Regions from separate parts of the Homo sapiens genome. Here all the other regions are linked to region 1. Evidence: chromatin contacts called from ENCODE Hi-C data. All regions are on one chromosome and are shown on one strand. Each heading gives the region's core, a stretch centred on a gene start or an enhancer-like site at or near the end of the contact. The rest is flanking DNA. Distances are from core to core; before and after follow the strand shown. Region 1 holds the start of BUB3 (BUB3 mitotic checkpoint protein). Region 2 holds the start of FAM204A (family with sequence similarity 204 member A). Region 3 holds the start of CACUL1 (CDK2 associated cullin domain 1). Region 4 holds the start of TIAL1 (TIA1 cytotoxic granule associated RNA binding protein like 1).

Region 1 (6,479 bases), core at 2,860-5,359:
TTTCGGGTATTTATTGGCATTCCCTAAGTCAGAGAGCCTGCTTCCTACCTAGACCGAACCAGTACGCTTTGAAAACCATTCGGAGTGAGATGTTCTCGGGTGGTGGTGGGAAAGGGAGTTTTGGCCAGACAGGCTGTGGTTGGTAGGGAAAAAAATCAGGAAAACACCTACAAAACCAGGTACACTCCTCCCCCATATATACACCTGTATATATGTACATGCATACACGCTCGGCCAAGCCAGGCCCTCAGAGGCTTTGGACAATTACTAAATTGCTTCTTTTCGTTTCCCTCATCCCGAGGATGGTAGGGACGAAAAGGGGAGAGTTCAGATCTGTAAATATTTTTAAAAAGAAAAAAAAATAAAACATTTTAAACATCTTTGCTAACTTTGGTGGGCTTGGTTACCCGGCATGATAACGCACGGAAGGTTTTCAGGTTTTTCGGTGGAAAGACTTGCATGCGTCTGTCTGTGGAAGTTTGGCTCGCTCCACGTGGAGGGTGGGACCGGGGTCAGGGGTTAAAGGTCGGGACCTTGGCGCCGCCCAGACTGCACGTGGCTGGAGCTGCCCGCCCACTCTCCCTCCTAACGCCCAGAATCGTCGCGCGGGCTGGGGCGCACCCCGGCTGGAATCCAGCTCAAGAGTCCGCGCGGAGAAAGACAAAGACTGGGAGGCAGGCCTCGCCATTTAAGCGATTGCCTTCTGGGAACAAGCGAGCTGGGTGCCCAGCGGCATATTCCCGGCACTGGGCTCGCCTTGAGCTTGGCCACAGCAGCTCCCGCTATGACATGCCCTGTGCCGCGCACTTCCTCTCCAGGGGTATAAAGCAGGCGATGGCGCTGCTTGTACCTAGTAAAGCCTCCACTTTGCTCGCCGCGAGCTTGGCGCGACCAGCTTGTCGCTGCGCCCAGCTACCCGGCCGGTGGCAGAGTTATGTGTCTCGCGCGGAGAGGGAACTGGGCGCGGTGAGGCAGTTCTGCGGCTCAGGAGAGATCCGAGGCCCGGGACCAGGCAAAGAAGGTGAGGGAGGCAAAGGCGCTTCCCTACACTCTTTTGTTGTTAATAGTTTGCATTGGTTCAGCGTGTGGCTGGATCACCGGCTAGCACGCGGCCGCTTGCTCTGAATGGAACCTTGACGCGCGGCGGGGGCGCCCACGGACTTCCTCGCCCTGACACCTGCGGCCGCGCAGGGGCTGGGAGGGCGCTGCACCGAGAGAATAGCCGCGGGAGTATCATGCAAATTGCAGATTCTCGCTCCCAATAGATTGCAGCCACCTGTTCTTGGCAAAACCTCGGAAAAGGAAGCCTGAGCTTGGAGGAAGCCGGTGGTTCAGCACCACCTGGGGCGAGCTCCTCCGGCCTCTGGCTGGGCAGAGCGGATGCAAAGGAGCCTGGAGTCCGCAGCGCTGAGGCCCTATCTCATCCGCTAGAAGGAAAACATTTGCGTGTGAGAGTTGACTCTGAGCTGCAAGGCATCGAAATCATCTACATTTTGTGAATATATACAGGATATCTGTAAACATCTATGTGACTCGCAGTATTTTTTGTAAACTGGCCAAACATATTCTATCTCATGTTGTCCATTTTGAGATCATGTTTTTTCTTCTCACATTAGATTTCATAAAAATCACAATCTATTCCAGGGTGATGTCAGAAGGATGTTACCCAAGAACACATCTGCCGACACTAGCTTAGTTCAATTACATTTATTTCAACTGAGCTTACATCAGTAAATATTTACTGGGCCCTAGTACATGCTGAGAAACTATGCTATTGGGTAGTCAGATAAAAGAGACAGTGGATTCGTTTTCTTGTGATTTATCGTATACATATACTTCGTTTCAATGAAATTCTTTTGCTTCAGATGACCCTTTTGAAATTTTTTCTAATGTTCTTGGAATATTCCACGAAAAAACCAAACTGCGTCCAAAGAACTGCTTCTATAGGAATATTCCATCCATATCATTTTTGTTTGCATTTCAATAGATTACAGTTTTTACAAGAGATCATGGTTTTAACAGTATTGGGTCACTGTATCCTCTGTAGGTTTCCCTTATAGGAAGTGGTTTCTTATAGCCATTTCAGTCACTTAATGACAGTGATTTGTGCCCTTAAAATTTTAGGGAATGATCCTTTTCCAGTTTGTCATGATGTGTATATTTCATTCTTTTTACTAATCCAGAAACTAGCTGTCAACCGTGATCCAACAGTATAATTAGTTCTTAGGAATTCCTCTCTCACAGGTAACTAGGTTTTACACACACACACACACACACACACACACACACACACACACACAACTTTGCATTTGGATTTAAATGTTCAGGACTCCATTGTTGCCAGATTTCCTGTCTCAAGACTATCAATTCATTTGAATAATCAGCAAAATCATCAGCCTCCTTTCAGCCTCTAAACTGGATTTAAAAGATTGACGTTTCTTAAAACTCAAATCGAGTCGGGCTGCAACTGCATGCCCAGAGGGACCTGAATCATACACACACTGGATAATGAAATACACTTAGATTTTATTAGTGGGTAATTCATGCTCAGAATCTTGGAACAATAATATAATTAAATAAACAACTGGGAGAAGGAACCAGATAAGTCAGGAGGTAAAATTATTTAGCTAAAGTTAGAATGGAAGTAAGGAACTGCATTTCAAAATTTTGAATTCAGCCATTAACTTGTGGAAAGAGAAGAGATAGAGAACCAAGTACCAGGACTGGCAAGGAAGGAGGGCAAGAGTCTTTCAGCAGTAATGTCATCAATGCAGTAGGCAGAAAGGTTGTTGTTGTATGTGTGTTTCTTGTGTCAGGAATCACAGAAAGAGGTGCATCCAATTCAGGGTGTGTGAATGCATAAAGATCATCAACACTTTCTCATTAATGTCCCTTAAAAGTTAATCACTTTAACCCCACAATTTTCTCTCACTTCACACAAAATCAAATAAAACGATATATATTTTTCTTTTACAAAAGGCAGTGAAAAAGCGGTTAAAGCATGGATTAAATTGAAATTTTTCAGTGAGCCTTTGACATTCAAGAATAACTCAGTCACTTCATTCTACTGATTAAGTATTGCTTTTCTTTCATGGAGATAAAATAATTTCTCATACTCAAGCAACCTTCTTGATCCTCATTTCTAGAGGATTCTAGAAAACAGCAAATGGAGCACACTGAGCCTGCAACTTTGGGGAGTGGCAGGACAGAGTGGAAGGGGAGAGGCTTGTAGCTGTCGTTTCAGGACCCTTCAAAAAAGAGCTCTAAAAGAAGTGGTGGGAGCTTTAACACATTGCAGAGTACTGTCTCCCAGGCTGTTCACCCTTCTGAAGGGGGGTTCCTGAAGGGCAAAGGCTGGTCTGATTACATGCATCTTTCCAGAGCCTCTCACCAGGCCTGGCGCCAGTGGAGGCTCAATAAATGTTTGTGGAAAGATGGGGTGGAGAGATAAAGCATAATATAAATATGAATGGGTTTCTTCAGCAGAACTTGAGACAATGGGAAATGGGAGACCCTGGTTTATAGGTGGAAATTCCCAAGAAATGAGAAAAAAAAAATCAAGGCAAAATAATGCAGTTGATAGAGCAAATATTTCCTCCTCTACATCAACTTTTGGTTAGCTTCACGGGCGTGTGCACGCCCAGGGATAGGGAGACAACTTTAGGACTATATAAGTATTGCCCAAAATGGGATTCTTGTGTTTCAGAGACTAACTTCAAGGGGAGGGCGCCATGGACAGAGCTGTAAAGATCTTTCCCGCTTTCTATGAAGAGGGCGGGCAGAGCGTCAGCCCCTAGAAAACTACATTTCCCAGAATGCCATACGCAGGCGGGAGAGGGCATGAACAGAGCCTTGGCGCGATGCTCCTTGGGAGGTGTAGTTTCCACGCGTCCAGCTCGAACGCTGATGCCCCAGCGCGGTGGTAAAATGAGCCCACGTGATCGGAAAAGCAGCGGTTTCCCTTTGAGCCGGAACAGGATGACTGGGTTGACCGATGCTGGGCAGCTGAGCGGACCAATCGGCCCCCTAGACTGAGACGTTGGCGTTTGAAATCAGCCAATGGCAGGTCTACACTGGAGCTTCCTCTCCGCCTCCTTCGCCTAGCCTGCGAGTGTTCTGAGGGAAGCAAGGAGGCGGCGGCGGCCGCAGCGAGTGGCGAGTAGTGGAAACGTTGCTTCTGAGGGGAGCCCAAGGTAGGGAGGCGAGGCGACGGTGTGCGGGAGCGGGCTCTCCAGGGACTTCCCGGGTCCGCAACTGGCAGGGCCGTTCGATTCGCAGGGGATCCCGTTTCGTTTCTGTTGTTTTCCCTTTATTTTTAGGAGTGCCCGGGGCGACGGGACCCCGGGAGAGGGGAAAGGGAACAGTCTGGGGTCCGGGCATCGCTGTGGGCCGGGCTGGGTTTAGGGGGACGGCGGTGCGGGCTGGGCCGGTTTGGGCGCGGCGGGGGCCGGATGATGGGGCGAGTCCGGACCTTGGCGGGCGAGTGCTCGGCGCAGGCGCAAGCGCAGAGTCTCCTCGCGGTCGTCCTCTCGGCCCCTCCCTCTGGGGGGACCCCCAGTGCCAGGCTGTCAGTGCGCAGCCCCAGCCCGCGGGACCCCTGGGGACTCTGGGCGCCTGTTCTGCAGATGACCGGTTCTAACGAGTTCAAGCTGAACCAGCCACCCGAGGATGGCATCTCCTCCGTGAAGTTCAGCCCCAACACCTCCCAGTTCCTGCTTGTCTCCTCCTGGGACACGTCCGTGCGTCTCTACGATGTGCCGGCCAACTCCATGCGGCTCAAGTACCAGCACACCGGCGCCGTCCTGGACTGCGCCTTCTACGTAGGTGCCCTCCCGCCCTGCTCCTGCCCTCTTACTGTGTTAACGATTCTCCACGTGAGGAGCGTTTCTTTTCCAGTGTTGGGTAGAGGCGTCTGTCGGTGGGGTTATTTGGACAGTTCTTTAGCTTTTCAGGAGCATCTGCCTTGAACCTGTACCGTTTTGGGTTGGAGACATGCAGACATTGGAAACTCCGTCTCCCCTTTTCTGTTACACGCTTGTGGAGTAACTCTAAACTTTCTGAAAATACGATCATTATATTTGCAACAATACTGTTTTGGCTGCCGTATTGAAAGGAACCGTTTAGGGGAAATGTATGTTTACCCTCAGCTAGCGTGTTGGCTAGGATAAAGCAGCCCTCCTTTAATTTCCAGACACAGGAGTTTAGTGACCACTTGCTTTTTTATGCTGTTTTTTGGTTTGTTTACCATGAATAGTTGAGCCCAGTGCATATCCCGAGCATAAACTGAACACTTGCTTGTAGAAATAAGAATGTTGAAACCCTTTCAAAAGTTCTAGTTTTTAAACGGTTCAAAACTATTTTATAGGATCCAACGCATGCCTGGAGTGGAGGACTAGATCATCAATTGAAAATGCATGATTTGAACACTGATCAAGGTAATGTGACCATATCTTTACCAGTTTGTTTTCTTGGCTAGTGTTCTTAAGTATAAATGTTTATGTAGGAAGAGTGGTTCCTAAATTGCTTAGTTACTAAGTTGCTTAAGTACAGGTGGCTTGAATTTAGGATTTTTTTAATTTAAATGATAACCATTAAGTTACTGATTACAGAATATTATGCATGTATTTTTGCAGTAAAGCCAGTTATGGTCGCCATTGTCAGTGTTTACATAAATTGACACTCAAGTATTTGGCCTTTATTTTGTCCTTAGAAGTGGGCTGGATCCCAGACTGGCCAGCGTTTCATTAGGATTTTCCACTACAATGCTGATGTTTTGAGAGTTCAGTTTTTAGAAGCTAATTTAGTTTTCAGAAGCTAAAGGTAGATTTAAAACCTGACAAAAAATAGGCAATCATGTCTATATTAATTGTGTTTGTTTTAGGTATTTAGCAAAATATGTTTCCGTTGCATTTTTTGAATGAGTAACTAGATGATACATTTCCTTTCGGTTAAGTAATTTCTTAGAGATCCAGATATGAAATGACTTACTCAAATTTTTTTGGTGACATTGGCACAGTGTTAGAGATTGGACTGGAGCCCAAATGCATAGAGCTCTCTAGCTGAACATTTGTTTGCATGTGTATTCATCAGACATAGGTATTCTAAGGAGATAGGAGGGTACAGAGATATGACTAGAGAGAAGATGAGTTGAGCAACAGGAGAATGGATGGAGGATGGCCACATTTTGTCAAAAAACTAAGCACCCAATTAGAAGAGGCTTTTGCATGAAAGCTACTTCTTCTGTAACTTATACTGCAGGTATTGGGTTTTGTTTGCCAGTAGCTTACCCTGTGTAATAAGTAAGCTTGTAAGTCTAGGTTCTATTTGTTCAGAAACTTGTAGGGGTAGGGAGAAACACTGAAAAGCAAACGTCTCGATTTTCAGTGTTACATAGAGAATTAGCTGTTTATTCTATGAAAGTCACTGCCAAACTTCATGAAATCCTTTCTTTTTCTTTCTTGTTTTTTTTTTTGAGCTAG
Region 2 (6,479 bases), core at 1,497-3,996, 4.8 Mb before region 1:
GCATAGATTATAGCCAAGTCCATATAACAGCCAATGTATTAATTCATAAGCTTTCATTTTTTTTACCCTGCAACCCAAATAATTTTCAATTTAATCATTTTAGCCCCAAGGAAAATGTAAATGACTCAGAATCCTTTTTCTCTCTATGGTTTTGAATATCACTTTCTTCATTTTACACACCCTCCACCTCTAGAGTTAAGATTTATTCCATCCCACAATTATCCTCAAGACATTCTGTGTGTACTATGCAGAACACATCTTTAGTCCTGGGCTAACACAATTTGCCATGAACTGAAAATATTTATATACTGTCCTAGTCTGAATAACTAGGGTTTCTTGTTTGTTTGTTTGTTTGCCCTTGAAAACCACCCATCGTTATTATTTAGCATACTTGGTCAGATAACAATGAATCAAAAACAGGGTACAGTTCAGTGGTTCCTAATCTAAGTATGAATATAGTAACAGGAGTCTCTAAGCTAATTTCAAAAAGCCCAAACTATTTTATTTTTCCCCTCAGTAAGACTGTACCATTCATCATTACAGGAAAAGACCAATTTAGTGAAGCACTATTTTTCACATGTTAATCAGAGGTTCACTGGTAGTTATAGGTCTGATTTTTATCAGAAAAAAACATTCATAAATAAGGTTGAGTAGACACAATCTTTCAAAATAAAGCAGCCAGGGAGAAATCAAATTATAATAAAAACCGTTCTAGATTGTGCACTGGTTACAGGGGGAAAAAGTCTTCAAAGTTGGAAAATGGTTTCTAGTCCTGAGCAACATAATTAGGAGAAAGCCACTGCATTTGTCTGGGCCTCCATTCTTAAGCTATAAAATAAAGGTTTGATCAAATGATCTCTGAGATGTCTTACAGCTCTAAAATGCCTCTTTATGATTTTGATATTATAAGTGCCCTAAATGCCCAGAGTCACCTCACTCCTGGATGTATCACTCCATTCTCTCTAGCACTGCAATCCTGATTAGAGCCCAGTATCCAGTAGATAAGGTTTCTCTCCTCTACCTAGCAACTCAGCCAAGAGGATGTTTTCAGAGAAACTCTGTACACTTCAGGACACTGAGAAGGGGAAGGAACCCTAGTTACAACAGGAAACACTAGAACCAGAAAGGGGAAACAAAGCAAGTCACTGCTGCACATGGCATACAAACAGTGTGGCAGGCCTTGGTTTTCCACTAATCTTCACAACAACCCTTCCACTAGGAATTACTATCTATATCAGCCCCTCCCCTACCCGCCCCGCCCCCAATTTACAGATGGGATAACTGACTTGCCTAATGCATTCTGATCCATTTGTTTTACAAAAATAGCCCCATGGCTTTAGATTATGAATTTTACAGAGCAGAGTTGTAAGCGGGGACAAGGATTTGCGACTGGGGCTGAGAATGATCTTAGCCTATAATTACAGACTTGTTAAATTTGGTTAAGAATTTTTTTCTGTACTTTTTGAGTACAGAAAGCTATGCAAGATGCTATACTAAGTTGCATACATCAAAGTCAAAGTCACAGTCAGAGGTTTGAGTAATAATGTCATATTTTCTGGACAACCAGACAGCTGCTTATAATCAAAACCCAAAAGATATATTTGAGCAGCTCGATGGGTAAATGTTTTCCATCTCTATTCCAGAATTTAAATTCCATTTTCATCGTATAAGGCTGTCTTATTTCCTATATTTTGTATTTGATTAGAAATAATTCCAGAAGCCTGAACTTCGTCTGATCTAAAATTAATTTCACTTGTATACTAATTATAAGCCACAATTATTTAACAATCTGAAGATTGTAATTTACATCATAATCAGAGTCTGTGACTTAAAAATAGTTACTATTTTCAAGCATGTTAACATCAACATTAACGTAAATATCCTATTTACTTTTATGAAATGAATGTGTTCCTTTTCTCAAAAAAGGTACAGAAAGGACAACTGAATTACAGGCCTGAGAGCGAATCCAGAAAAACTACTTATTTAGCAAGATTTTGCATGTATTCAACTGTTTTAATTAAAGAGAGTGTTCGTTTACTTGAGGCCTGGAAAACATTTTCCCAGACCCAAGATCCTGCATGGAAAGACAATAAACCAAGTTAACAGTTCAAGGCTCATTTTAAGTCGATTCCGCTGTGAGAATACTTACAGGGTCCAAGATTGCAAGAGGATGGGTCTAGAAAGGTACACCGTTCCTGCTTGGCTGCACAACCCGGAATTCTGCAGGCTTTCTGGCGGCAATGCCACACTCCAATCCCAAAAGAGAGAGAAGCCCCTCCCGGGCACAGAACTAAGCGCTGCACATTCCGGCGAAGGATGTCTAGCCTGCTGGCAGTCCCATTAACTGGAGCTGTTTTCCGGAATACAGCAACTGTAAACGTGAGCCTGTTTTCCCTATCGACAGCCTCCTCAATCCCCTCTCACTTTGACCTGGGTGGGACGGAGAACCCCCTCCACATAACAGGCTGGGGAGGCCGCTGCGACGCCCCTTTCGAGGAAGGCTGAGGGCGGCCCCGCCGTCGCTTCCGCGGCCCCGGGCCGGGGGCTTTTCTAGCCTGCTCCGGGAGGCTCGGCCGAGGAGCTATGAGGCCGCCCATGCCGCCTCCCTCGGCTGCCCACAAGAGGCCCTCCCAGACTCATCATGCCGGAGCCCGAACCGGCGGGTAACCAACCCTCCATAAGCCGTACTCACCTGTCAGGAAGTGGTCGCCCAGCAGCCATCTTAGGACCCCGTCAACATCGCGCCTTCTCATTGGCTCCTGCGTCTCAACCAATGGGCTGGGGCCGTTCTGGCCCTAGGGTCGCCTTAGCAACCGGCCTCCTGGGGCTTCCCTTTTTAGTCCGCCCGAAGGAGGTGGTTCCTTTCTTTCTTTTTTTTCTCTCTTTTATCTTGCCGTTTTCTCTTTCTTCTGAACATTTTTAAAGACTTTGTTCTTTCTTCATTCCCTGCTGTAGGCCAATGCGTCTGGGCAAGGAAAGGGCTGACATAGACCTTGAACTGAGAGTTGATGCCACCAGGAGGGAGAATCTTGCAGAGTGCTTTCTTTCTAGGCCCCTCTGCAAACGTCTTCATTCATTCATCCTTTCCCCTCACTCTCTTCCTTTTTTTTAATTTTTTTTCTTTCTTCACCTATTTATTGGGCGCCTACTTTGTACCAGGCATCGTGCTAATCTCTGGTTAGCAGAAAACATGCTGACTCTTGCTCTCTTGGCGCCTACCGTCTGGTGATGGGGTCCAAGGTGCTTCACTGACTGGACCAAAAGTTTACCGAACTTCTTTTTTTCTTATTTGTGGCAGGCACTGTGTTATGCCCAGAAGGGGGTGCTTGGGGAACATAGAAAATAAGGGGAAAAAAAAGAGAGAGAAAAGCACTGCGAAGAGGATAAAATACCCTATGGATAGGGATGGGAATAGGGCTATTTTAGAAATATTTGCATTTTCCGAAATACTGTTTTATAATAAGAATAACATTAAGTGTACCTATTTGCTAATTTTGTGATGATTATATAAGAAAAGCCTGGGCAACAGAACCAGACCCTATTTCAAAAAAAGAAAAGAAAAGAAAATACAGTAGGCTTCCCTCATCTGTGGCTTCTCTTAGCCTGATTTCAGTTACCTGGGGTCAACCAAGGTCCAAACACATTAAGTAAAAAATTCCAGAAATAAGCAATTCAAATGTTTCATTGCAAGCCCATTCTGGATATCCTGATGAAATCTGCAGTGTGAATCATCGCTTTGTCCATGCATGCTGTTAGGCTACCAGGTTCTTAGTCACTTAGTAGCCATCTTGGTTATCAGATTGAAAAACTATATGTGGGGTTCGCCATTATTCCAGGATTCAGGCATCTACCGGGGAGTCTTGGAAGGTATTCCCTGCGGATAAGGGAGGCTACTGTACACATAAAGACTTTAACATGTTACCTAGCCCACGCTAATTTTCAATCTCAGCTGTTTTTTGCTGTTAACATTACCAATAATGTCTTTCTTCAAAGCAAGCTAAATGTGTATAAAATTTTGCATTGCACTCAGTAATATATCTCAATTTCACATCAACAGATGGTTAAGCCTATTAACTATCCACTAAACCACCTCACCTCCAACATCTTCCAGAAGATGCGCCAAGTTTAGAGAGCAGTTTTCTATAACCCCAGAATCATAGTAAAACCTGAATCAGCAAGTTTGGATCGCCGAGGTCCCTCTTCCTGTTCACATTCTCTGATTCTAGAGTAGAAGCAAGGCTGAATGAGTTAAGGATCTGTGTAAAACTATTTTGGCCAAATCTGTTCAGCTTCTCAGTAGGATTTTCCTTGAATCCAAATCTTTAAAAAGTTAAACAGGTAACAAGAAGGTGTGCCTGAGAGTGCTGTTGTAACTGCATTAGGCTTCTTAATTGCTCTTCATCTGGGGATAGCAAAATACTACAGACAAGGTAGCTTAGGCAACAGGAATTTATTTCTCACAGTTCTAGATGCTGGGAAGTCCAAGATCAAGATGCCAGCAAAGTAGGTTTTTTTTTTTTTTTTTTTTGAGGCCTCTTCTCTTGCGTGGTAGGCAGCCACCCTTGCCCTGTCGTGCTCCCATCACCTTTTCTTTATATGCACAGTTTGGGGAGCTCTCCAGTGTCTCTTCTCTGTACTTAAAAGGACACTAATCCTGTTGGATCAGGGTTCTACCCTTCTGACCTTATTTAACCTTAATTACTGCCTTAGAGGCCACATCTCCAAACACAGCCACACTGTGGGTTATGGCTTTAAGATAGGAATTTTAGGGGTGCACAAACATTCAGCTCATAACAATTGCTGATGGTGGAAATGTTACCAGAATGGGGAAAGAGATAGCAGAGGGGGAAGAACTGAGGCATGGGGTAGGAAGGAATTAATGTTTGTATGTTTAAGAATGATCTGGGGCTGGGCATGGTGGATCACGCCTGTAATCCCAGCACTTTGGGAGGCCGAGGCAGGTGGATCACTTGAGGTCAAGAGTTCGAGACCAGCCTGACCAACATGCTGAAACCCGCTCCCCCCTACTAAAAATACAAAAATTAGCCGGGCATGGTGGCATGTGCCTGTAATCCCAGCTACTCGGGAGGCTGAGGCACGAGAATCACTTGAACCCGGGAGGCAGAGGTTGCAGTGAGCTGAGATTGCGCCACTGCACTCCAGCCTGGGTGACAGGAGTGAAATTCCATCTCAGAAAAAAAAAAAAATCTCGATTGTTTCTATATGGATCCCATCAAAGAATGCTCATTATTTAGTGCATATATTAATAAATGCAAGGGATAGAGGTGGCATATAATTATAACTACTACAAAGATTTACAAACACCAGATTTCATAGCAAAGGTTTTTGGAAAATCTTGCTTCAAAAATATCTAACATTTTAAAATTAAGTTTCTCAATACTGATTTGAGAATTCTTAATTACCTAATTGTTTATCACATTACTGGATGCCTATAATAAATGTAAATAATAGCTCAGACTTTTCTTCTCGCTCTGGTTGTAAGAACTTCAGTTTCTGAATATTATTGTTTTGTCAATTTTCTAGGGAAAATGTCAGTCCTTTGATTTATGTTAATCAATAAATTTACCTTTCTTCCAGCAAATTCCTGCCCTGGAAGCCTGCCAAGCCATGAGTTTTGTGAATGAAATACTTGTATTTGTGAGATTTCTATGAAATGTAGAATTGTTGGATACCTTTTACTAAATCATAGTGAAATATCTGATGCAGCTAGTGAATTGTGCTTGAATTGTGTTGCATCTGGCACTAATTTCAAGCATGTAGCTTTCATTTAAATTCTCAACCGTATCTTTAAAAACACAAAGCAGTTTTTCTTTGCCAAGAAATATTATAGTTTATGAACAGTTTTTCCTTACATTTAACAATTTTTTATTGTAGAGATTATAAGTCACACCTATGTTATGAAAGATTAATTGTGGAGTTCTTTTTGGTGGCTGCTAAATCCTGGATTGATGAATAATTTCTCAAAATATAATGAAACCCCTTAAATATTTTTAAGTTGGAAAAGTGAATACAACTTTGTTGAACATATAATAAATGTGCTTCTTGCTGAAACTGAGAAAGAGAATATTAATTTCTTTCTATACAAACACCTCTTTTTTGGCATTCAGAGGAAAAAGGGATTTAGTGACTTAAGCAAAAGAATTGAAACCAGGGAGCTCTGAATTTCAGGATTCATGTTGATATCCTTCATGATTAAGGAATGACAATTTATCTGTTGTTGTTGTTGTTGTTGTTGTTGTTGTCGTTGTTTGACGGAGTCTGGCTCTTTCGCCCAGGCTGGAGTGCAGTGGCGCGATCTTGGCTCACTGCAAGCTCCGCCTCCCAGGTTCATGCCATTCTCCTGCTTCAGCCTCCCAAGCACCTGGGATTACAGGAGCCCGCCACCACGCGTGGCTAATTTTTTTGTATTTTTTTTGTAGAGACAGAGTTTCACCGTGTTAGCCAGGATGGTCTCGATC
Region 3 (6,479 bases), core at 2,479-4,978, 4.4 Mb before region 1:
TAATTTTCATATAATCAAAATAATTAATTTTTCACCTTTATAAACTTTTGAAGCTTTAAAAAGTACTTCCCTGTCCCTAGGGAAAGAGCTTAACATTTTCAATAATGTTAACTTTGGTTTTTCTTTTCACATTTAGGTCTTTAATTCATTTGGAGTCTATCCATTTATGATATTAAATTTATTTTTTCTCTATATAGTGAGTCACTCTCCCTAACAACATATGACTCCTTTCTCCAGTGGTTTATGATGCCACTTAAAAAGTTCCCAACTTTTATACATGTATCCAGGTAAGTCTCTGCCCTCCAATTTGTTTCCTTGGTCTATTTTTCTGTTCTCGCACTTACACCACTTTAACTACAGCCTTGACATCTTAACTTCTAATAAGGCAAGCCTCCCATCCCCAAACAAATCTTTAAGATTGATTCTGTTATTCACAAACTTTATCCCACACACCATATAAATTTTAGACTTAGGCTATTGAGTTTGTCAAACCAAATGTAATTTTGACGTCATTTAAACTGAATTTATAAATTGGAGAAAATTAGTATTCTTGTAAGTAATTTGATCCAAGAGCAAGGAAAATTGTACCATTTATTTAGATTATCCTCTAGTTTCTTTTTCAAGTTTTAAAGTTTCCTTTTTAAAGGTCTTGCGTATTCACGGGTTGATTCCTAGAGACTTTAGAGTTTTGTTGCTATTATTACATATAGTATTTACTTTTGATTATCTTTACTAGTTATCACTAGTTTAGTAAATGCTATCAAATTTTTGTAAGTTTATCTTAAATCCAGCAATCCTGCTAAACTCTTACTAGTTCTAAGTTTTCTCTGGATTTTAATGGTTCATCTAGGTAGGTGATCATATTATCTGCAAATAATAACTTTTATTGCTTCCCTTACAATCTTTATACCTTATTTTTTTGCTCCTTATAATGTTAGCCAGGACCTTCCTACAATGCTAAACAGTAGTAATGACAGGAGCATCCTTATCTTGTTACGGATCTTAAAGTATATGTATCTAAAATTTCTCCATTAAGTATTATTATTTACTGAAGGTTTTTGGTAATGACCTTTATCTAGTTATCTTGTACTCCTAGGTTACCAAGAGTTTTTATCATAAATAGCTGCTGGATCTAGTTGAATGATTTCAGGGCACCAATTGAGATAATCGTAATTTTTTTCCTTTAGTCTATTAAAGAGCTAAATTAGATAAGTAGATGTTAAACCATGCTTTCATCTCTAGGACTAACTCTATGGATCAGGACTCTGTAACACACTGTTGGATTTGATGAGCGAGTATTTATTCTGCAGTATTTTCATTTCTATGCTAAGTAAAACAGACCTATAATTTTCTCTTCTTACATGTCCTTATCTGTTTTAGAATCAAGATTTCACAAGCCTCATAAAATGAACTTGGTATTTTTTCTATTTTCCAGTGCAACTTGCAAAAAGAATTAAGTGTTAAAGTATGGTGGAACTCATCAGCGTATCTGGATGCAGAGCTTCTAAAAAGGGAGATCTTTACCATTTCAGTTTATTAGTTCAAGATATTTCTTCTGATACCAATTTTCACATTTACTAGTTTTCTAAGAACTATATTTTTCATTTAGGCTTTCAAATTCATCAGCCTAAGTTCATAACGTTCTTTTTTTAATCTGATATTTGTAGTTATTTTCCATTTTTCATTTATTTGCATCTTTTTTTCTTGTCGTTTTTATCAGAGGTCTGTCTGCCTAGCTTACTCATCTTTTCACAAAAATAATCTTTTGGTGTGACAAATCCTTTTGTTCTCAATTTTACTGATTTCTGTTCCTAACTTTATGCTCTTTTTTGAACTCTTCAAAGGAACTTTACTAAGGCAATCTTCCTTCGTGACTCAGGTGAAGTCATTCTGCCACTCTACAGGAGGTCTGGTTCCACAACACAGCCTTCAACACACAAACTATACAATATAAACATGATTATCATGAATAAGGAGAAAAAGCGTATATAATCTTACCAAACGTACATATCAATGTCTTTGACTAAGGCAGTATCTTGGGGCAAATAAAATTACGCGCTGTTCCCACACACAGTGTGTAAGATTCCGACTATCTGCATCAAGGCAAATATTTTCTCTGCACAGCTAACTGGACAAGTACAGCTTCATAAAATTAGTAGCTAGAAATGAACTCTCCAGTTGCTTTACCAGATGCCACTCAAAACTTGCAGTTAATAATAGGAGAGAAAAACCTGGCTGTGATGGTCACAATCATTTTCAACATCCTATCACCACCACCACCGCCACGCACACATACACACAAACCAAAGTAAAAGCACATTCTTTTCCTAGCTATGGAAGCATACATATATCCTGGTCAGAGGCAGTTTCGGATTACAAAACAGATTTTGGTCTTAAATCTTAATGCGTGCAATTGAGCGTTAAGACAGACTACTAACATAAAGTTCAACATGCAACCCAATCTTGGGTTTGGACACAAGACATAACCCATCCTGAAAGGCTTATTCTTATGAGTGTAAGCTCTGAAAAGTGATTTTATGCATTATTAGCTTCAAGACGATGTCGGAGCTGCCACTGCATCGGAAAGCAACTCATTATTTCCCTAGCAGGATGCAAAAGTGTAACACAGTAGAGAAGGAACAAGGTGTAGATATAGGTCAACTTTCAAATTCCTTACTTGTTTAACACAGCCTGGCCAAAAACACAAGAACACAAGTTGCCAGATTTCTTTTCTCTCTCTGGCTGCAGAAGACTGAAGGCCTTTCCCTAACGAGACTCAGGCAGCCTTATTTTCCCCTCACTTTGAGGGTGAAACTTCAAGAGAAGACGGGTGCGAAAAGAGCTTCCCAATGTTGAGAGACTGCCAGTTGTGATAGGGATCGCACTGACCGAACTTGGGGCTCCGTGTGTACCAGGCTGCCTCTCTAGGCCAGGTAATACAAGAAGCCAGGGCCGCTCAGGCGCTGGCCGCAGACACCAAATGAGGGGGAGGGGACGGTGAGGGGGAAGGAGGCAGGGAGGCGAAGGCGGACGGGGAGAAGAGGAAAGACCGAGGCCTGAAACAAAGGAAGCGGAGCTTTCTCCAAGAGGGGGTGGATTCGGCGTCCGAGTGAGGTGGAGAAAAGCCAAGGCTGCAGGGAAAGGCTGGACTCACAGAACTTGGAGGTGGAGGTGTTGATGTTGATGGTGGAGCTGGCGGTGGGGGCGGGGGCCGCCTTGGCCACGGCGGCGGCCGCGTCGCAGCTCTTCAACATCATGATCACCCCATTAGCCTCCGGCGGTGGCTGCGGCCCCATCGGGAGCCCCTCCTTGGGGCCTTTCCTGTCCACGGAGACCGCGGGCACCGCCAGCAGCTGCCCCCCCGGAGGCTCTCGGGCAGGGGCCGGGATCGACGAGGGGGGCGGCGGAGGTGGCAGGGGCTGCCGGAAGCCGTCCACCGCAGCCTCCCAGTTGTTGTGGTTCTGGTCGTCCATCATCGCCTCGTAGCTGCCCCCCTCCTCCTCTTCCATGCTTTCCTCCATCCTGCTGGCCCCCGGCACCCGCCCGCCTCACAGGCACCTGCCGCCTGTCTCAACCCCGGGCCAGCGGGCACCGCTGCCTCCCCGAGTTACATCGCCGGCGGCAGGAATGGGCGCAGCGGAGAGGGCTGCGGTGCGCAGGGTCTCTCGCTCTCCGCGGGGCCGACTAGCTTGAAGACGCGGCTGACGGCGGTGGGCGCTCCGGGGCTCTAGTCTGGGAGAGGCAGCCGTAAAGCAGCGGCGCTCCTCACGACGTTTTACAGCGGCTTCCAACAGGCAGTTGGAAAGGGCAGCTGGGGGCGCGGCCAGGAGGGCACGTGGTGCGAGGGACTGGCCGCGAGAAAGCGGAGCCAAAAGGGGCGGGAGCTGTGAGTCACTCCCACGCAACAGGGCAGAGGTTCGCCCCGCCTCGGCTGGCAGGGAGCTAACAGGGGAGGCGCGACGGGTCGGGACGGGCATTCGCCGGCCCCGCCCCCTGCCCGGCCTCACGTGACAAAGGTGTGTCTTGCGCACGCGCGTTCGCAATCTGGTTACCATGACGACGAGGCCCTCGCCGGTTCCTGAGGACGCGCGCGGAGCAGTCTTGGCAGTAGCTGTGGACTGGCCAGAGTGATTGGAGGTGTTTTCCTCGCGTCCTCCAAGTCTACGGGGCCTTCGCACCTCTGAGTGCCTGAGAGCCCCGGCTTTTGCTTGGGACGGAGGTACGGGACCACAAGAGGCCCCGGGGTCGCAGGTTATAAACGGATGAGACCGCCCTGGGCGGCCCGTGGTCCGACTGCTCTTGGGTCGGTCCCCAGCCGTCGCGACACACACGCACAAAATCGAGAATAAAAACCGAATCACACATAGCAGGATGGCGCAAAAAAGAAATGCGTTTGAGTTACTCATGTGTTTTTAAAATTCCTTTACGTTTGTATGCACTAAGGCCAGCAACCCAACTTTTAAAAATGCCGGCTCAGGCCGGGCGCGGTGGCTTACTCCTGTAATCCCAGCACTTTGGGAGGCTGAGGCGGGCGGATCACGAGGTCAGGAAATCGACACTATTCTGGCTAACACGGGAAACCCCGTTTCTACTAAAAATACAAAAAAGTTAGCCGGGCGTGGTGGCACGTGCCTGTTGTCCCAGCTAGCTGCTCGGGAGGCTGAGGCAGAATTGCTTGAACCCGGGAGGCAGAGGTTGCAGTGAGCCGAAATCGCGCCACTGCACTCCAGCCTGGGCAACAGAGCGAGACTCCATCTCAAAAAAAAAAAAAAAATGCGAGCTGGGCGCAGTGGCTCACGCCTGTAATTCAACCACTTGAGGAGACAGAGATGGGAGGCCCGCTTGTGCCCAGGAATTCGAGACCAGCCAGACCAGCATAACAAGACCACGCCTCTAAAAACAAAATTAGCCTGGCATGGTGGCGTGTGCCTGTGGTCCCAGCTACTCTGGAGGCTTAGGTGGATCACTTGAGCCCTGGAGGTCAAGGCTGCAGTGAGCCGAGATCGCGCAACTGCACTCCAGCCTGGGTGACAGAGTGAGACTGTCTCCAAAAAAAAAAAGAGAATTAAGTGGTATGCTGAAGGGGAAAACATAAAACCTTAGAATTACATGTGTGGCAAAAAGAGAGGCAGAAGGAAGGCAAATTCTGTTTCAAACAACTAATGGTTTATCATCAACAGACTCTAGGTAGATGGCTGGGTGAGTGCGATGGGATAAAGAAGGGTCTTTACATTTAAAAAAAAAGTCCAATATACAGGGAAGATAGAGTCAAAAAAGTGTCTCTAACATACTGTGTCATAAAGCAAGTCTTTACATATCTAAGGATTTATATCATAGCGACTATATGGCCACAAAATATATGAAGCGAAAATGAACAGAAGTATAAGAAGACAAAGAAATCTACCATCAGAGTAGGTGATTTTTCACTCCCTCTCTAATTGCAGTGAGTTGAATACAGCCTCCCACAAGATATGTCCATATCCTAATTCCTAGAACTTGCGAGTATGACCTTATTTGGAAAAACGGCGTTTGCAGATGTAATTAAAGTTCTTGAGATGAGAAGATCATCCTGGATTATCCAGGTGGGCCATCAATCCAATGATAGGTGTCTTTATAAAAGAGAGGTAGAAGAGAAGAGAAGGTAATGTAACCACAGAAGCAGAGATTGGAGTGATGGCATTCCCAAGTCAAGGAATGCTGACAGCACCCAAAGCTGGAAGAGACAAATTTTCCTCTTGAGCCTCTGGAGGGATTGTGACCCTGCCAACATGTAGATTTCAGACTTCTAGATGCCAGAACTGAGAATTCATGTCGGTTTTTTTAAGCCACCTATTGTGATAATTTGTTAAGCAACTGATTACAGGAAACTAATACATAGACCGAGGGGACCAAAAAAATCTTTAAGGTACTGGAAGAGTTGAGTAACACAATTACCAAGCTTAATCTAATATATATGTGTAGAATATTGCCTTAATGACCATAGAATACACACTCCTATCAAGAATATGCTAAACATTTACAAAAATTGAACATACTGTGTCATAAAGCAAGTCTCCACATATCTAAGGATTTATATCATAGTAACCACATTTTCTGGTCACTATATAGGTAAGTTAAAAATCAATAACCAAAAGGTAACTGGCAAGCCCCATATTTCCACTATTCCAATTAACTCATGGGTCATAAAATCATAATAGAAATTAGAAAACATTTAGAACTGATGGGCTTGGTACTAATCATAGCAATGTAACTTCCATCCTCTTGAGGGCCCTGCTCCAAGGGTTTTTACCCAGCACACTGATGAATACTGAACCTTTTGTGTGTGTGTTGTCAAAATGATCAATATAACAGCCATTTTTGCTGTAATTAAACTACTGTGACAAGACCTAATGACAGTTGAGCGAAACCAGTCACTGACAGGGGACAATTTCCCATAAGAAATCCTACTGAAGGGAAACCAAATGAACATATTGGTAACT
Region 4 (6,479 bases), core at 2,882-5,381, 3.6 Mb before region 1:
GTTGAATTTGAATGAGGGGCTTGATTATAGCCACAGTATAGCCAAATCCATGGTATAGCCAGTCAATTTTGTAATAGTTTATAGAATTTTCTTCTGCTTTGTTCTTAGATGTTCAGATTATACTCTAAATCATTAGCTTATTTCCAGGAAGAAAGAATAGCCTTAAAGGAAGGGATTGTGTAACATGGTATTACACGAATTCCTAGCAATTTTGGTGCATCCGATAGATGAAGAAAATAAAATAAGCTACAATAAAACACTATTACAATTTAGTGTCATATTGTAGATTCAGATATACCATGGATCAAATCACTGCACTACAAAGATACACACAACCCAAGCCTGAAATGTGTGTCCCACAAGGCAGGTGTCAGACAGTCCAGTTCCAACACCAGTATTACACAGCATGATCTTGTTTGTTTTTTTAGATCACAAGTTACTCAATGCATAATACCCCAAAATAAATGTCAAATGAGAATGAAGAACATCAGAAAACAGACCTTTAAAGCAACTATATGACAAATAGAAATTTAGGCTCAACATCAAAGCAATTCTTGCCACTTTAAATACCATCAAATAAATTAGTAATACTGTAGGTAATGAATATTTAAAGACCTACCTAGGCTCTAAACACCATATTGTTTTCTGAAGATAGAACCATATGTCTTAGCTTGTGTGTGTCTGCAGGAAAAAAACCTCACTAGTAACACACAGGCATCTTAAGGAAACAATTTAAGATAAGCTTTGTTAAGAACACATTCTTTTAAAACATACTGGCCACTTGAAAAACCTAATCCATAGCTCACAATGTAAAATATAAGATCTCCATAAACAAAAAACCCTACTAGATATCAACGTCTAAAATCATGTTCAGTTTTCATCATGTTACTTATATCTAATAGAACCCTTTGAGAATATGTAAAACGTACACTTAGAAAAACTATGCATTATTTGTATTAAACTCTAATAAAAATCCCAATTGTTAAACATTTGCTTTTATCTCAAGATTTTACATTTGAAGGTTTTAAAAAATATATAAAAGTCAACAGACTGCACCACATGTGACAGTAATGTCTGCCTACAATCTTAGTTCAACCAGGACTTTTAAAAAAGAACTTAATACTAATTTAATGAAAGAAGTATAATCACTGTAGAAATTCTGAGTACCTCTTATGTTCCAGGCAGTGAACTAAGTGCTGTGGGGGTAAGACCTAGGAAGATGTAGTAGTCCTTCTCTTAAAAAAAAAAAAAGGCCCTATGGAAAAGGGTGGGAGAAGGAAAAAGGAAGACAGAATAGTAAACACGTACTGACATACAAAACAACAGAGTTAAGATGTTTATTTATTCATATGAACATGTCACAGTTTTAGAGAACTGTAAACATAGACAACTTAACTGTTTCAAAGAAAGAACAAGAGATTAGAGAAGGTAGAGGAAGGAAATAAGTGACAAAGAAGTTAGCTTATTATTCCCCTGGAGAAACTCTGATAGGGATGAAGGCAAGGCAGATGCAAAGATAAATAAAAGACATCAAAAAAGCACATTCTTTAGCACTACAAAACCAGAGATTCCTCTTGGTAAGGAACAGATACAGTAAATGAGACCCCTGCCATGAGTATTTATCAATCATTCAGTGTGTGATGATACTTCAGATTTTTAGATACAATGTAACTTTTATCTTTGTTAAATACATGTTAGCTAGTCTTTAAGCCTAGCTTTCCCAGATGCTTATATCAAAGTACACATTGTAACTCAACACCAAGTCTTGGCTTCAACAGATGTTGAAGGATAAAATTTTTTTTTTAATTGTTTAGACGAACTCTCGCTCTGTCACCAGTCTGGAGTGCAGTGGTGCAATCTCGGCTCACTGCAACCTCTGCCTCCTGGGTTCAAGTGATTCTCCTGCCTCAGCCTCCCAAGTAGCAGGGACTACAGGCGCGCGCCACCACGCCCAGCTAATTTTTGTGTTTTTTGTAGAGACGGAGTTTCACCGTGTTGGCCAGGAAGGTCTCGATCTCTTGACCTCGTGATCCGCCCACCTCGGCCTCCCAAAGTGCTGGGATTACAGGCGTGAGCCACTGCGCCCGGCCTGAAGGACAAATTTCAAGTGTGTCCCAATTCTTTCTTCTAGGGAGAGAAGGCAGAAATGGAAGACAACACAAAACACAAAGACGTTCTATTAAGCAGGCGTTTCATTGAAGCATTGGATGTGCTTCAGTAGGCCTCAGATTCTCAAAACGGGACGGATACTTCAGTGAGACGTTAGAGAACACATTTATTCCTGTACAAGGCCACACCAAAAAAATCTCTATCAATACTGAACATCTATCTTCTTTACTGAGCATCCTTTCTTTGGTAGGAGTGAAGAGATGTGAAGCTAGTCAAACTTCTCGAGTGCCCCTCCACCTTCATCTATTCCCTAAAAAGCAATTTCCCCATCAGAGAGCAGAGCCAAGTGGACTATGATCCTATCAATACCAGGAGAGGCAAGAGAAACAAAGCAGCGATCTGACTCCTTGGTACTCAAGGTAGGAGTGCTAGACCTGGAGAGGCCGGGAAATTAGGGTGCCCAATTTAAACATTTAATTAAAAAGTATTCAGACTTAAAAAAAAAAAAAAAGATGCAGAGAAAAGGAGTGCCACACTATTCAGAAAGGAATGCAAATGCTGAGTCATCACTCTTCATTGGAAAGGAAGGAAACCAGAATTAAGTGGTTGGAAGATGGAATTCATTCATTAGATTGAGCTTCAGGTAAAAAGCAACAGCAAGACAGGAGAAAAAGCGTTCAGAAGACACACATCAAATAGCGGATGAAGACATAATTTTAGCCAACTCTGAAGCTTTCGACGCACAAACAGATTAGGAAGAGGCAACACCTAGAGAGCAAAAGGAGTTTAACAACTGGTTGTCAGTTTAGCGTAGGGAGCGCTCAAAGTAAACTTCTTTATCCAAGAAGGGAAAGATGCTCGGGCAGCAAAAGGTATCCCTTATGTACTTCAAAAGTAGCGGGCGCTAGGCGGGTGTTTCTGACAGCGTGGGCGGGGGCACGTGGGGCATAAAGAGAGAAGGGGCTTGAGTGGTGAAAGAGTGTCCTGCTTCCTCCGAGAGCTTAGCTGGGGAGAAGAGCTGGGAGCGACTCGAGCTGAGGACGTGGAAGGGGTGAGTGCTAATTCCTCAGGGCCCGCGGGGCCCACCCCCGGGCCCACCCCCAATCCTACCCCCGCCAGGCCCTTCCCCCGTGGGCGCCGGCAGCTCCAGGCCCAGCCCAGGGCGTCCAACGCGGAGGGGGTGCAGGAGTTCTCCTGGGCCTGACAGCCTCAGCCGTGCAGAAACCCGGCCTAGGGAGGGCATGCAAAGAAGGACGCCAGAGAAAAAGGTCGAGACAAGCCCCAGACCCCAGGAAGTGACTGTTTGGGGGAAGGGAGGATTTCCTTCCCAAGGAAAAGGGGACAGATGAGGAATGCACTTCGCGTCCACGCCGCCCTGGTCAGGGAGCCGCCTAGAGTCCCGGCTTCGGCCCAGTCTCTCCTGCTCCCTCCCTTAGCGTCCCGCGGTGCCCGGGCCTCTTGGCGCCTGGCACCCCTCGTCTCGGGTACTCACAGAGTCCGGGGCTGCCCGTCGTCTTCCATCATGGTGGGTGCGACGGAGCGATCCCGGGACAAGGGGGAGGGCAGGGTTGGGGAGGGGAGGGGGTGGGGAGGAAGGGGAGGGGGGCTCTGGGCACCGGCTGGGGACAGAGGAAAAGGCACCGAACCCTGCTCTCGGGCTCTCTCCCCCCAGCCCGCTCCGGACACTGCGCTCCAACCAGGAGGAGCAGGAGGAGGAGGAGGATGAACAAAATGGCCGCCGCCACCAGCCAGGCAGGAAACAGGGCAGAGCGCAGGCGCGACCCGCCAGGTCACCGCTCAGGCCAGCCGCGACAGCCTGCAAGGGGGACGACCGAGGGGAGAGAAAAAAGGGCCGCCGAGGAAACCCTGGGACCCGCTCACGACGGATCACGTCGTCGCTGTGGGCCTCTGGCCGGCCGAAGCCCAGCCAGCTCCGGGAGAGATCGGGCAAAAAGAGAAACGTCGTGAAGCCGAAGTCTCTGGGAATTGTGGTCCTGGAAATGAGAGAGGGAAGCACTTCTGCAGAGGACTTCTGGAACCTGTGGTTAAGAGGAGCCGCCGGCGCCCACCCGCGCTGGGACGTGAAGAGGAGACTTCTGGGTAGTGTAGTCATACGTGAGGACGTGCGACGACCAGGAAGTCGGCGGGCTGGGAGGTAAAGGGAAGAATAAAAGCGACATTGAAAGGCGGGGAGACCAAGTGGGGAAAAGCGCTGTCTGGGAAAGCGAACTACAAGTCCCAGAGTTCCTCGCGCCGGGGGCTGTCCTCGGACTGCTCCAGGCATTGTAAGGCTCTTCTGTTGGCCCAGTCTGAGCTGCTGCTCCGCCTTCGTCCAGCCCGAGAGCGGTTTCTTCAACTGTGGCTCAGGCAGCACTCTCCCTCCGCGTGGTGTCCGAGCCAGCAGGGCCGTCCGGCCCTCCTGTGTTCATCAGAACGGCTGGCTCGCGTTAGTCAACCGCCGCTTCGCGCGACAGTCAGAAGAGAGGCTGTGCTGGCGGGGACCCGGAGGGGTTGGGGTGTTTTGGGGACTCGATTTCCCACAAATAGGTATTTCTAGCCTATTTGTTAAATACAAGTAGGTGGCCTGCTTGTAAATTGCTTTACAAGTTTCAGAGGTTTCCCTATCAAATGTCTCATCGGATAGTGGGGTAAGAAGAGGAGCCCTATTATAATGACTTGCCCAACTCCCCCCGTATTCTTGGAGTTAAAAGAAAAAAAAATCCTTGGGCAGAGACGTGCACAAACATAAAGTTGCGTTTACAGACATCAGTCATGTGGGCTAGAAACGCAGTTTTGCATGAAGATAGGGGAAGCCATGTTCATACTAGCTCTGCATCCCTGTAGAATTTGTCTTCTCACCCCCCACAACAGTTCCTGGTGTGCTTTTTTCCTCCTCTAAGTACCTTCAGGAGAAAGTACTTGGTCTTGTAGCTTAGTGAAGAGTGGCGATGAAGAAAGATCTTTCAGCCCATTGCCAGAACTTAACTGCCCCGGTTAGTAATGGCTTAAGAGTTGCTTCTGCCGACATGTACTAAGTGCATGTCGACCTCTGCAAGTGGCGGTGCGTATGCGTGCCACTGAACATTAATCTTGAAAGCAGAATCAACCATGCAGCAAGCCCTTATGTTGTCCATTTTCAGGGGAGGAAATTTCAACCTGAAAGACTTCATAGAGACACGGCAAAGGAGTTGAGCCCCATAAGAGTCCGTAGGAACAACAAAAGGCTCAGACGCCAGGACCCATGGCTAAAATGTATGGGCTGGGGATGCGGGCGGGAGCGGGGGGAAGGGAACTAAAGCTAGAGAGGACCTTGTAGAACCGTGTTGTCAAGAATCTATTTCATGCTGAGGAATTTGAGCTTTCTCTTCCAGGCAGTGAGGAGCCACTCAAAGGTTTTGTCTATGTTTTTAATTGGACCTAGGTGTAGAACTGGATTTAATTATAATCCAATTCATTAACCCATGCCTGGCCCGCTGTGATAGTTTCCTGTTGATGCTGTAACAAATTACTGCAAATTTAGATACTTAAAACAACACGAATTTATTTTCTTACAATTCTGGAAGTCAGAAGTCCAAAATCAGTTACACTGGGCTAAAATCAAGGTGTCGGCAGGGCTGGTTCCTTGCCTTTTCCAGCTTCTAGAGGCTGCCTGCATTCCTTGGCTCTTGGCCCCATCCTCCATCTTCAAGAAAAGAAGCATAGTATCTTCTTTCTTCTCTGCCTCTGTACGTACATCGTGATTCTCCTGCCACCCCTTTTCATTTACGAGAACCTTTTGTGATTACTTTGGGCGAAGATTATCTCAAGATTCTTAATCACATCTGCAAAGTCCCTTTTAGCATAACATTCCCAAATTCTGGGAATTAGGACATAGAAATCTTTGGTGGACCATTATTCAGTTTACCGCACCCACCTTTATTACTTTAGTTTTGATTATAGCCACAAACCCACCACACTAAAAAGTTATAATGACACGAGTTTATATCTGTATCTATGCTATACCTCCTACACACAATAACACACACCCCTGCCTTCGCTTGGGGTAACCATCTTTCTGAATCCTGTCTTTACTATTTATTGCTTTCCTTCTACAAGGTTTTATTCCACATGTACATAGTCCTAAAAATCATATGTATATACATGTATATTTGAGTTTTTTTTTAACTTAGTAAAAAGAATATGCCCACTACAAACTAGAATGGTTAAAATGGGCATGTTTACTGGCAGTGAAATTATTAAGGTTAAAATCCAAAACACTAACACCACCAAGTGCTGGTGAGTATGAAAAGCAACAGGAACTATCATTCTTTGCTGGTAGGACTGCAAAATGTTATAGCCCCTTTGGAGGACAGCTTGTCAGTTCCTTACAA

What was found. A loop is a pair of places that touch in the nucleus more often than their neighbours do. Pooled maps may share reads with other maps.
Region 2: a map of CD8-positive, alpha-beta T cell shows a loop between it and region 1 (26-fold over the local background). The contact joins the promoter of FAM204A here to the promoter of BUB3 in region 1. A Hi-C loop is called at or near these places in 5 of 168 maps with a recorded cell type or tissue (B cell, CD4-positive, alpha-beta T cell, CD8-positive, alpha-beta T cell and 1 more) and 11 of 50 pooled maps.
Region 3: a map of CD4-positive, alpha-beta T cell shows a loop between it and region 1 (8-fold over the local background). The contact joins the promoter of CACUL1 here to the promoter of BUB3 in region 1. A Hi-C loop is called at or near these places in 4 of 168 maps with a recorded cell type or tissue (CD4-positive, alpha-beta T cell, ascending aorta and naive thymus-derived CD4-positive, alpha-beta T cell) and 10 of 50 pooled maps.
Region 4: a loop to region 1 is called in a map of CD4-positive, alpha-beta T cell, with 10 times the contacts of the local background. The contact joins the promoter of TIAL1 here to the promoter of BUB3 in region 1. A Hi-C loop is called at or near these places in 1 of 168 maps with a recorded cell type or tissue (CD4-positive, alpha-beta T cell), 2 of 37 single-sample maps with no recorded cell type and 10 of 50 pooled maps.

What each region holds. Positions count from the first base shown.
Region 1 is chr10:123,150,293-123,156,771 of GRCh38, forward strand. It overlaps BUB3 (BUB3 mitotic checkpoint protein), which reads left to right and starts at 4,110. Exons shown (of 8, transcript NM_004725.4): 1 at 4,110-4,193; 2 at 4,626-4,820; 3 at 5,366-5,435. The coding sequence starts at 4,626. It overlaps HMX2 (H6 family homeobox 2), which reads left to right. Exons shown (of 2, transcript NM_005519.2): 2 at 1-380. RefSeq lists enhancers at 470-539, 3,781-4,075, 3,795-3,964, 3,801-3,960, 4,691-4,760 and 2 more and a cis regulatory region at 3,880.
Region 2 is chr10:118,339,578-118,346,056 of GRCh38, forward strand. FAM204A (family with sequence similarity 204 member A) reads right to left here and starts at 2,747. Exons shown (of 9, transcript NM_022063.3): 1 at 2,693-2,747; 2 at 2,150-2,350. RefSeq lists enhancers at 2,552-3,051, 2,688-2,907.
Region 3 is chr10:118,751,242-118,757,720 of GRCh38, forward strand. It overlaps CACUL1 (CDK2 associated cullin domain 1), which reads right to left and starts at 3,729. Exons shown (of 9, transcript NM_153810.5): 1 at 3,155-3,729. The coding sequence starts at 3,521. RefSeq lists enhancers at 3,658-3,797, 3,796-4,090.
Region 4 is chr10:119,592,833-119,599,311 of GRCh38, forward strand. It overlaps TIAL1 (TIA1 cytotoxic granule associated RNA binding protein like 1), which reads right to left and starts at 4,132. Exons shown (of 12, transcript NM_003252.4): 1 at 3,602-4,132. The coding sequence starts at 3,633. It overlaps LOC105378512 (a long non-coding RNA gene), which reads left to right and starts at 2,732. Exons shown (of 2, transcript XR_946358.3): 1 at 2,732-3,160; 2 at 3,782-6,479. RefSeq lists silencers at 3,145-3,244, 3,655-3,764 and enhancers at 3,363-4,361, 3,775-4,364, 4,362-5,359, 5,255-5,344.